2 separate regions of the Homo sapiens genome follow, and region 1 is linked to region 2. A link is an interaction called in ENCODE POLR2A ChIA-PET data of the cell type or tissue named here. Cell type or tissue: B cell. All regions are shown on one strand. Links, peaks and the distances in the headings refer to the core of each region. The heading gives the core; the rest is flanking DNA.

Evidence for each region. ChIA-PET counts read pairs that join two places held together with the same protein. Peaks named below come from ENCODE experiments on the same cell type or tissue, not always from the same donor. Only the 100,000 strongest peaks of a DNase experiment are listed, where the experiment ranks them.
Region 1: POLR2A ChIA-PET joins it to region 2 with 6 read pairs; 7 of 35 experiments call an interaction of 5 or more read pairs at or near these places.

What each region holds. Positions count from the first base shown.
Region 1 is chr10:14,964,737-14,968,736 of GRCh38, reverse strand. It overlaps MEIG1 (meiosis/spermiogenesis associated 1), which reads right to left. Exons shown (of 3, transcript NM_001080836.3): 2 at 2,131-2,297. The coding sequence starts at 2,268. Among named protein-coding and RNA genes, the nearest start is that of MEIG1, 7.3 kb to the right of the region's middle. In B cell, for the core only: no CTCF peak of the experiment used is centred there; no DNase peak of the experiment used is centred there.
Region 2 is chr10:14,169,764-14,178,287 of GRCh38, reverse strand. All of the region lies in intron 2 of FRMD4A (FERM domain containing 4A), which reads left to right. Among named protein-coding and RNA genes, the nearest start is that of FRMD4A-AS3, 100 kb to the right of the region's middle. RefSeq lists a silencer at 820-981 and an enhancer at 2,341-2,840. In B cell, for the core only: no CTCF peak of the experiment used is centred there; a DNase peak (open chromatin) is centred at 4,327; H3K4me3 peaks cover 1,085 bases; H3K27me3 peaks cover 3,000 bases.

The DNA of each region.
Region 1 (4,000 bases), core at 1-4,000, 790 kb before region 2:
ATAGATGATATAGTAATGAAAATTATCCTTGGCAATGGGGATAGAGTATAATGGTTGAGAAGACAGATACATGGAAGTCACAGTAATCAATCTTCACTTGATCAGTATTTTAAATTCTATTGTTAACCACAATAATGTCATTAAATTAATGTCTATTAAAGAGGTAATAACATGATAGTTCCGTATTGCCTCCATTATTTTTCCTATGTACTTTTAAAATTTTAATTTAATTAATTAATTTATTTATTTGAGATGGGGTTTCGCTTTGTTGCCCAGGCTGTAGTGTAATGGTGTGATCTCAGCTAACTGCAACCTCTGCCTCCTGGGCTCAAGTGATTCTCCTGCCTCAGCCTCCCAAGTAGTTGGGACTACAGGTGCATGCCACCATGCCCGGCTAATTTTTGTATTTTTAGTAGAGACAGGGTTTCACCATGTTGGCTAGGCTGGTCTCAAACTCATTACCTCAAGTGATCTGCCTACCTCGGCCTCCCAAAGGGCTGGGATTGCAGGCGTGAGCCACCACTCCCAGCCTCCTATGTACTTTTAAAGGAATTTTTAAGTAGAGGTCAAAGAATAGAATAAAAGAAAAAGAAGAGCTTATAGTGATCTGCAAAATCTACACATTAGAATCTGAAAAATGATGAGTTAGTAAAAAATAAAAATAAACAACTGAGTTAATAAACACTGTTATAATCCCAAATCTAAAAATTAAAATATATTTATGAATACTATGTCATATTTTACAATACAGTTGACCCTTGACCAATGCAAGTTTGAACTTGGGGAGTCCATATATACATGGATTGTTTTCAAAAAATTTGTTGAAATTTTTTTTGAGATTTGCAACGATTTGAAAAAAGTTGCAAACCACACAGACTATAAATATCAAAAATAATTAAGAAAAGGTTTGTCATGAATGCATAAAATATATCAAGATATTAGTGTATTCCTGGGTTGATCAATTATTCACCTTATGGGCAAGAGTTTCTGTTAACACTAGGTTACTAGTAGTTGTTTTGGGGAGTCAAAAGTTATACACAAATTTTTGACGGCATGAAGCATTGAAGCCCCTAGTCCCTGTGTTGTTCAGGGGTGAACTGAATTTGTAAAAACACGTCTCTTAAGAATCACTTGAACCCGGGAGGTGGAGGTTGCACTGAGCCGAGATTGCGCCAGTGCACTCCAGCCTGGGTGACAGAGTGAGACTCTGTCTCAAAAAAAAAAAAAAAAAATATCTTAGTAGCCAAGAGAATAAATAAGTTAAGAAGAACCACACTGTATAAACGGGAGCCAAATCTAGACTTTGGTCTAGCCTTCATAAAGCAAAGCTAGGTCTCTACCCTCTCAGGAAAGCCTGGGATATACTATCAAAGTCACGAGTTGTTCTAACACTTTTGTTTGTAAGGTATAATTGCCCCAAAAACCACAGGATTTTAACCTCTTTCTAATTCATGGTTAAAATAAAAAGTAACAGGAGGGAAATAATAGTTACCCAACATACTGATTATCTGATAATGAAATCACCTGAGTGAGGAAAAAAGCTTTTTTTTTGTGGTCTACCGCAAAAGATTCATTTAGCAGAGCACAGTTGCTCAATAAAAGAGAAAATTCTGAATGTGCCCAGCTAAACGACCACCTCTTCTCCCACTCTGCCTGCAAATCATTCTTCTGGGCCTCTCCCCGTTAATAAGATGAGAGAGTCTGGCTGGGCGTCCTGGCTATTGCCTGTAATCCTAGCACTCTGGAAGGCTTAGGCGCGTGGATCACTTGAGGTCAGGAGTTCAAGACCAGCCTGGCCAAACACGGCAAAATCCCGTCTCTACAAAAATACAAAAATTAGCCAGGCGTGGTGGTGCACGCCTGTGATCCCAGCTACTCACGAGGCTGAGGCAAGAGAATCCCTTGAATCCGGGAGGTGGAGTGTGCCGAGATTGCGTCACTGCACTCCAGCCTGGGTGACAGAATGAGACTCTGTCTCAAAAAATAAAATAAAAGTAAATAAAAGAAAACAAATAAAATGAGAGAGTTGGAGTCGAATTTCCTTCAGTTATTCTCTGGTTGTTTATAAAATACTTTTCAGCATCTGAGAAATACATTTCGAGTTGAGGTTTGTAGAGACAGAAATCTTACCATAGAAACTTGTTTCACTTGTCTATATTCGGTTTCATCCCGATATCCTGCTTGTTGAAATCTGTACAGATTTTCTATCTCTTCTGACCATTTTTTGGCATGACTTACTGATTTTGGTTTTACGTCAGAACTAGCCATGGTTACAGAGGCCTTATTATCAATAATATCTGAAAGATGTTAAAACAACATTAATGGATAATGTAATAGTGACAATTTTGAAATTCCCTTTAAGAATAAACAAAACTGGCCGGGTGCGGTGGCTCACACCTGTAATCCCAGCACTTTGGGAGGCTGAGGCAGGTGGATCATGAGGTCAGGAGTTTGAGACCAGCCTGGCCAACATGGTGAAACACCGTCTCTGCTAAAAATACAAAAATTAGCTAGGCATGGTGGTGCACGCCTGTCATCCCAGCTACTGGGGCAGCTGAGCCAGGAGAATGGCTTGAACCCAGGAGGTGGAGGTTGCAGTGAGCTGAGATTGTGCCACCGCACTCCAAGCTGGGTGACAGAGCAAGACTCCATCTCAAAAAAAAAAAAAAAGAATAAATAAAACTAACACTTAAAAATTATACTTAGAGTTGAGAATCCCATTAAATATAGTAGTTTTTAAACATACAATTCCAAGATTGAGAAGGATTCATGCTCTATTTTGTGGGGATAAAACTGTAAGAAACAAACAAAAAAAACCCCAAGTCCCTGAAAGATACATACAAAACTGTTTTTTTCTTTATCAATAAAATCCCAGTCAGAGTTGGAGTTACGGAGTGATGTTCTAAAAGCTGTATGCAAATACTGGAGTTCCAGGTAATAGTTTGCACATTTCTGAAAACATGCTCAGTAGATTGTCAAAATATCCACCACCATTCCATTACTTATATTCAAAGCTGCACCTCTCTCTCTCTCTCTCTCTCTCTCTCTCTCTCTCTCTCTCAAAAAGGGAATGTAAGACCCGTCTTCTCACTCTGTTCGCTTTCTTGTTTCTGGGAGGGGATGGTTTATTCTTTTTCACTTCTTAATTGCTTGGAGACATCCCAATTGCTGCAATTCATTTACTGAGGTCACTGTAGTACCTGATCTTTTGATGAACTAATGTGAGAAAATGGCCTAACACAGATTCCATGCACACTGTGTGGCTGTCGTGGTACTGAGACCATGGATTTAAAAACAGTGTAGGAGGTCACTAATAGTCTTGGAAAGTCTAATATACGACTTTAGTTCATGTAATTGTCTATTCACCGAACTTCCATAGCAAGTTTTTCAAAGGCATAATCTTACACTTGTTTTCTCAGCTACTTATTTTATTAACAAAATATATCAGTCATTTAACTGAAATAAAGTGTACAGAATTTTCACTATGATTCCTTGAATGCATTCTTCTATTAAAATATATTTCTATTGGCTGAAACACATTAAAGTCAGATCCTGTAAATAAATTAATATTTTATGAATTTTTTTCAATCACAATAACAAATGCTCATTATGTTTAAAAGGTCAAGAAATACATTAAAGGTATAACAGGGAAAGGCTGGACATGGTGGCTCGAGCCTGTAATCCCAGCAGTTGGGGAGACTGAAGTCAGGAGACCTGAGGTCAGGAGTTCAAGACCAGCCTGGCCAACATGGTGAAACCCCGTCTCTATTAAAAATACAAAATTAGCCAGGCATGGTGGCACATGCCTGTAATCCCAACTACTTGGGAGGCTGAGGCATGACAATCACTTGAACCTGGGAGGTGGAGGTTGCAGTGAGCTGAGATCACACCATTGCACTTTAGCCTGGGCAACATGAGCGAAACTCCTTCTCAAAAAGGAAAAAAAAAAAATGAACTGGGCGTGGTAGCAGGTGCCTGCAATCACAGCTACTTGGGAGGC
Region 2 (8,524 bases), core at 2,012-6,011:
ACTTTCAAATGCTTACTTTGCAACCCCTGACTAATAAAGAACAGAAATTTAAAATGTACTTTTAAGTCTTTGTATGTCTTATGTTGGTGGGGATTATTTTTAATGAAGTAACACAAGGTGGAAATAGTACACCAGCAGTGGCTTCATTGAACTGAATGCTGTGTGGGTGAATTACTTAGCTGAAGCTTCTGCAGTATAGCAGTAAGAATAGTACTTCCCTCGTAGGGCAGGGGGTAAGGGAATTGTGTGAACTACTGCATGAAATCACTTAGCCCAGTGCCTGCCACCAGGTAAGCATTCAACAGCTATTGCCATTCTCATCTTTACCATCAACAGCAGCATCATCTCAGGAGCTAATTGATAGGTTCCAAGTCCTATTGATTCCAGAGGTTTCGTCAAGGACCTCTCAGACCATTATAAAAATATGGTGAACAACCCCAGGCTCCAGGGGCTAAATGGCTGGTGTGTAAACAACCAGAAAAGTTCTACCCTCCCTAAGTGGTGCACTTATACAGAATATTCCAAATTCCTTCCGAAAGTCCTTTCCTTTGACTCAGGAAAGCTATTCTGGTTCCAAAATCTATGGTTGGAGTTTTTCAGAAAACAACCGGCCTTAAACATGCAATCAGTCGAATTTTGTTTAACCTTGGCATAGTCCCCCCTCTGTTCTATCTACTTTAAACAAACCTTTAGGGAGATTGAGAGCCAGAGAGAGTACAGAGGGCCAGGAGGCAGCGGGGCAGGTAATCAATTGTACCAGAGATATATTTTTTTTAATATCAAGGATAAAACTCTTGAGAAGGGGACATGATTGGGGCCAGGCACAGTGGCTGACACCTATAATCCCAGCACTTTGGGAGGCCAAGGTTGGTGGATAATTTGTGGCCAGGTGTTCAAGACCAGCCCCGCCAACATAGCGAAACCCCATCTCTACTGAAAATACAAAAAAAATTAGCTGGGCATGGTGGAGGCTGAGGCACGGGAATCACTTGAATCCAGGAGGTAGAGATTGCAGTGAGCCAAGATCATGCCACTGCACTCCAGCCCGGGCAACAGAGCGATACTTTGTCTCAAAAAAAACAAAAACAAAAACAAACAAAAAGAAGGGTACATGATTGGAAATTCTGATGAGAGGGGTTTCTGAGTTTAGAAAGGGCACAAACAGTGCAAACCTGTTCATGAACCTTTACATGTCATGAACAGGGCAGAATGCTTCAGGAAAGAATTGTCGAAAGTAAAAAAGCAAATAATGGATGCAGCTTATTCTAGTTATTGAAGAATCCAAAGGGATGGAAGCTAAATGTAGCACATGGCATGGGCGATGTCTCAACAGTGAGTGGGATAACAAGTCGTTTTAATGGTTCAGGGCCAATAACCGGGGAGGATGAGGAACGGCATCTCTGTTTTGAGTAAACAAGAGTGATTTCCTTCCCTGACACTGAAAAATGAAACCTTTGGGGAGATAGAGGAAGGGTCTGGGGAAGAGGACAGAGAATAGAATTAAAGATGGAAGTAAGTCTGGGTGCAGTGGCTCATGCCTGTAATCCCATCACTTTGGGAGGCCGAGGGGGTGGATCGTGAGGTCAGGAGATTGAGACCATCCTGGCCAACATGGTGAAACGCCATCTCTACTAAAAATACAAAAATTAGCTGGGAGTGGTGGTGCGTGCCTATAATCCCAGCTACTCGGGAGGCTGAGGCAGAAGAATCACATGAACCTGGGAGGCGGAGATAGCAGTGAGCTGAGATTGCGCCATTGCACTCCAGCCTGGCCAACAGAGGGAGACTCCGTCTCAAAAAAAAAAAAAAAAAAAAAAAAAAGATGGAGGTGAAGGAATGAGATTCTCGTGGAGACATTTTGGTTTTTTATTTCCTAGGAGAAAGTTGATCATGGGTGTACAGTTAGGAGAAGTGTCACAAAGAGACTGGCACTAAACTGGAAATGGAAGTCACATCAGAAGGTTTGCAATCCCACAGAGAAACCCAAAAACATGGGGAGAGGTTGGTATGAATAATGCAATGATAGATGGAAGGGCTTGATGAGTTGGTTGAGTTTTGTATCAAACCTGCTATGAAATATAGGGCCTTGGAACAAGGACTTTGTCTACCCTATTCTCCACTGTATCATCAGAACAAGAACAGCTTCCAGCACATACTAGGTGCCTTACAACTATTTGTTGAATGACTACATGAATAGAAGAAAATATTAGGGATCCCTAAACACTACAATACAAAATAAGAAGTATTGTTTAAGTCAATACCCAAGAAATAAGGTCCAGAGTCCCCCAGAAATGGCAATAATCTTTTATATAAGGACAGCGAGTTGCACTCAATATGTTGGGTCTACAGATTTGTCAGGATGCTAAGACTCTGGTCAAAGGATGTACATGTCTGGTTAAGTGAGAATGAGGTTGCAGCCTGCAACTAAGGTGACGCAGAGAAAGAGTTAAGAATAGAAAATTGGACCCTGAGCAGCGGCTCACATCTGTAATCCCAACACTTTGAGAGGCTGAGGCGGAAGGATCTCTTGAGGCCAGGAGTTTGAGACCAGCCTGGGAAACATAGCAAGACCCTGTCTCCATAAAAAAATTAAAAATTAGTTGGGCATGGTGGTGCATGCCTACAGTCACAGATATTCAGGAGGCTGAGGCAGGAGGATCTCTTGAACCCAGTAGTTCAAGGCTGCAGTGAGCCATCATCATTGCACCACTGTACTGCAGCCTGAGCAACAGACAGACACCCTGTAAAAAAAAAAAAAAAAAAAAGGAAGCAAACTGGAGACTACGAAGGAGGTGATCAAGAGGTGATAGAGTTGGTGTAGATACTGAAGTTCTATTGGAATGCTGATGTGTGAACGGGAGGAGAAGAAGGATGTTAATTAGGGGTGAAAAGCATCAATGAAGGAAGAGGCAGGGGCCTGGGACCAGCCTGTGATTCCATCTGGAGGACAGAGTGGCTCGCCCTATCTTGGGGATGTCTTGTGAGTACAAGAATCACAGATGGAAAGAAGGGCAAGGGACAGGGGCATCTTCCTTAAATCACATTGATAGGTTCATGTATGGTGCACATGTGTCACATATATGATGCAAAAGGGGTCCTGGCCCCTTGGTGATGGCATAGATGTGTGTAGCCACATTTAAGGAGTCACCAGTTGAAGTAGAGATGTTGAATTATTCTCACAGAGAAAATTCCTCAAGCATAAAGAAGTTCAGAAAAATCTCATCTTTTCAACTGCATTATGCTCTGACCTAGGTCTTTGCCATTTTTCTTTCATTGTGTATTTTTTTCCAAGTGACCAGCAATGCTGAATGAAACAGTCAATCCTGATTTATTTGGACTCCTGGACAGTGTGCCCGTACGCGCGCGTCCACACACACACACACACACACACACACACACACACACACAGACACACACACACTTTTTTTTTTAATACTCAACTATTCAGGATCAGAGTCCATAAATCTGTTTTTGAAACTTTCTCTAAAAAGAGGCTACAGTTATGTGCCTCTAAACATCTGGCCAAACTGCAGAAGAACCCAGTTAACTATCCAGGTGTGAAATTCACAGTGGGCTGAACATGGGTATTTAGAAGTACTCCACGCAGTGGGATTTCTTTTTCAGCTTTCTGTACACAGACCAGAAAAGCAGCTCAGTAATGGTGTCAACTAGATCCATTCCTGTGGGAGTCCCACTTCTTAAGAGAGGAAGGAATGATGAACGAATGAATGAATGAATGAATGAATGAATGAACGAACAAACGCAACAGTGCTCTCAGCTCTGGAGAGAACAAGCTACAGAGCCCAAAGCGGCTGGATGCTCCGGCTCAGCCCCCCTCGCCTCCTGCCCTGGATGAGCTGCCCTGTGGGTTGTTACAGATCACTGTTCTTGGTTCAAATGCGTTACCTAAGACAGAGATCATTTGTCAAGTGAGCAGGGTACACAGAGAGCTGTAGGCAGATTATGGAAAGAGAGAGGGAGGAGAGAGAGGGAGGAGAGAGAGCGCGGGAGAGGGAGAAAGAGAGAGGGGACCAGGGCGAGGAGAGGAGCAGGCTTCTCCAGGAACGGCGCTTTGCAGGCGCTGGGGATTCAAGTTAGACCGGGTGGCGGTGCAGAGGCGCCACCCGGGAGAGGGGAGCCACCACGGCTCCCGACATGGCTCTTTTCATGTGGGATGCTTAAGCACGGCACACAGAGAGAGTAACTTGCAGGAGACAGAAACTGGCATGAGGATTCTGCCACCATGGAAGGGCTCCTGTCTCCGATGAGGACGAAGGTAAGGGGAGTGGATCTGGATTTCTTTTCCTTCTGCTTGGAGGGACAGAAAAGGCTCTGTGCATGGGAGGAGGCTCACGGAGCTTTTGTCTCATTTCAGAACTAGGCTGGCGATTGCAACTGGATCTCTCAAAGAATAGGCTTGCCTGCACGGCAGCGCGATCTGAGGGGAAGGGGAGAGCAGAGAGGGGAGCGAGCCATCTGTCAGCGTGGACAATGGGAACCTCAGTAAATGAGTTCGCCTCTCGGTTGATTAGACAGCCATATTTTAGCAGGATTTCCAGTCACTCTTGCTTTGGGGCCGTGCAGCCCTCGGAGCTGTTCGTTTGCAGGAAGTACCAATTTCTCAGATCGTATTGCTGTTTAGCAGGAGGAGTAACACGTTTAAGGCAAAGAGTGTGCCCAGCTCCCACTTGAAATAGCCTCTTTCCTCTTCCTCTTCCTCCTCCTCTTCTTCAGAGCAGGAGGACCAGGGAATCCTCTCTGTAGAAAGTAGGTTAATGCATTCTGGAGGCCAGTGTGTTCTCGGAAAAATAGCAGACCTGCAGAAAAGATTTCAGAGCACTGCTCTAGCCTGACATCTTGAACTTGGTCCTGTAACATTTAGAAATGCTCACGGGGAACTGGTTTTGGTCTCCTGAAGACTCTAAGCGCTTGTTCTTCTTGGCTGGAGTTTGCTTTTTCACTTTCAAGAGACGCTTTGAACGTGGGGTTTTCCATTATAAGCTCAGACGATGAAGGTGTTATTTGATATCTGCTATATTTACCTATAACTCTAAATGGATAGATCCAAAGTTTTCAATAATGCTAGAAATATTACTTTTCTTAACCAGAAATTTCAAAACAAATCAAGGGGCAAATAGATCTCTAAACACACAGCAGAGTTAAAGTCAATAGGACAAAGCTTTGATTTACCTCATCTCTTTGATGCCCTGTGTAATGATTTGGACACAAATAGACTCTTGTCATTGAACATTTTTTTTTCCTGCTGGTTAATGAGCCTGACCATGATATTTTCAGAGAATGTTAGAAGTAGGTCTTGTGCAGGAAGACACCCCATCCTTTGCGAGAATTTCCCATCTCTGTTATGTTCACCCATGTCTGAGAGTCATTCATTAGAAGGATAGCCTCAAGTGAGAGTTTGTTACAAAGGCTCTAACTCCAGCCCTTCTGCGGGCTGGCAGATCTTTGAGATCCCCTTGGTGACCCACTTGTTCTCACTGGGCATGTAGCTGGAATCCTGTTGCTTACAGGCAGTACACTTCAATCCAAGGTGCTGTTTCATGATCCCCTACCACAGCAAAGAAAATGGCAAATGACACTGGCATCCTAGCTCACTTGATTGACAGGATGAGGTTTGAATGCTTTGGGGAATGGCATCGTAATCTGTTCATTTGACCAGGTTTTCAAATTGCAAACTATCGCAGTATTGTGCAGTCTCTGGCGCCTAACAGATCTGTGGATCCGAGCTCCTAACCTCACGCGAGTACAACTCTCGTAGACTTCGAAGGGAGTTTCCTATGCAAATAATCAGGACCCAGGCTCTGCGTAAATCACACCATGAGCCGATTAAAATGGCATGCTATAGTCGGGGGAGAAATGGATGTCAGTGAGTCAGGCTGCTCACATATTATATTTATCAGTATCACTCACATCATGGCTTGTTCCTTGATCATCATATTGTCTAATAAACATGGAAACTGTGGGGTTCGGGTCCTACCAAAGTTTAAACATAAAATCTCTACATAGCAAATAGATTCTCATTCAAACCCTTCAGTTTTTAGGTTTCAAGGGATTTGTGTATGTGTATGTGTTTAAATTGCTTCTGTGAATTCTTTTTTAGTCTTTTTATTTCTAATGCTGGAAATGGATATTTCCATATTGAAAATTCAAACTGCATTTGAATTCAGTGACCTACAATATCATCATGACTGAGGGAACAAGACCTGACTGGGCAAGAGGAGAATCCCATTGGCAAGGCTTGGTTTTAAATCCTAAGTTGCCCTGTCCAAATGTTGTTGAAATTACCCAGCGATATTTTTAATTTATCCGAAGAGAAGACATATCCGTGACAAGGTGGTTGCCATACTTAAACTTTGATCACATTATGCCTCCTTAAGTCTGTTCTGAAATATTTTCTCCCTTTGGTGAGGATTTAGCTTGAAGTTTCTGATTTCCTGGTATGATGATAGGTCAGACAAAGGAAGCCTCCTAGAGCTAAATTTTGGCATGTTATGGTTATTCAATAACTTATGGACAGTTTAAAGCAAGCATTGAGGTAAATTGGACATCATGCAATAATTTCATTACACCATGTAATGGACTTAACCAGTCTAAATCATGGGTGCTTAATGCATTTTTATCTTGGGATTTGCATAATTGGCACATAAATATGCATGAGATTAACTGGAAATGGCAAAACAGGGTGAGAAACACAGTTCATGAGCATTGAAATTAAGGCAGTTGCAGAGAGGGCACCTGAACATACTCTGTCTCCTGGGTGGGCGGCCACACTTGACATACCTAGAAACAGACAGGGTGGCAGCTGGCCTCCCCTAATCACAGTTAGTGCATTGTCAGTGATACACAGCCATTGCACAGCTTTGGCTTTTGGCTGGATTCACTTGGGCACACTGCTTATTCTTCCTTTTATATATAATGCAATCTAAAGGAGTCTCTAGGCTGATGGATATATTTCTAACTGGCCTTCTGGCAGGCCCTGACACAGGTCTCAGGATTTCAACCATAGCAAATGATGTTTGCAGAGGCAGGGGTGAAAAAAGCAAGAAAAAAAGAGAGAGAGAGAAGGTGATTGAGTGGTTTCTTCTATGAGAGTAAAGGAAATCATTTTATAATCAATCATGTCCGTGAATTTTTTTAATGTGTCCTTTTAGTTAGATTTTTAATCCTCCAAACTTCATAATTCCATCTAATCTTCTGAGCCCTGCTTCTAGTGAATGAGGCTCGCAAAAAACAAACAAATAAACAAAAAAAAAAACTCCCCTCGTATTCAGCGTCTTGTGATTCATGGTGGCTGCAAAATTTGCAGGGAGCACTTTGGTAAGGCCACATGAAATCAGGCCAAGTCTTTACTTTTCATGACTGTAAGGAGTGTAATCTGAAGAAACTGTGGCATCAAAAGAAGGTGGAGAGGAAGGGAGGGGAAGAAAAGAGGAGAGGAGAGGACGGGGAGAAGAGGCCAGGGAAGAGAGGTAGGGGAGTGGAAGGGAGGGAAGATGGCTTGATTGGAGTTCTTTTCTTAAATATCCAAATAAGATTATAGCTATGTTTTTACCAAATGTTTGTGCGGTAAATAGAGAGTGGATGGAAATTAACCCTAGAAAGGATAGTTGTAACTTTTAAAAAGTTGATTAACTATTTCGTGTGCTAATTTGAGTTTTTCTGAATACTCCAATATGGTTTCCTTTAACACCTGCTCTCAGTTTACAATCACCTAACTTCCCAGCGTTGGTGTCTTTTTCTCTGTCTGACCCTGTCTTATTTCTCCTACAAAGACATATCCTGCGCTGTACTTCAGATACTTTTTTCGAGGAACATTTGTGATTTGTGGCATAAAGTAACTGTCTAAAGGAAATCTTCTGAGAGGATCTGGTCATTTTATGAAAGGGGCAATTAAGGGGAAATGGAAGCAGATCTTTTAAAGAAGGAGCATTTGAAATTAGCCCAGGAATCATGTCCGGCGAGTCCTGCTCTTTTGTACCTGGGCATAATAGTCAGCCACACAGAGCTAGAGTTAGTTCAAGAATTGTCTTTCCTGATCATGCTATATTTTTGGAAACACGTTAGATACAGAGGTAAGATGTCAAAATTCTGAAATACACACAATATAGGATCAAAAGGAAGAATAAAATATGTATAGTCAAAGCTCTATGGCTCCTTAGGGCAATTAGTATAGAGTATGTGAAACTCTTAAAGTCACTTAGAATTATTCGACATCTGCTTGAAACTTTGCCAGGATTCCATGGAGAATAGTGCCTGGAATGATCCACTGTGTTCCACCTTGCTTGTACATGAATTCAGATCAAGCACTGGAATTTCTCATGTAAAGAACTCTGTGAACCAGAAATCACTAAGGGTTAAGGAATGGTTAGCCTGAGTGGGATGACTGTGGAAGGCTTGACAATTACTTGCAAATACACTAAATATCACACACATGATTATGCCCAAGCCTATGACAGCCTATACTTTATCTTAATGGAGACTTGAATAAGAGGAGATTTGTTGGAGC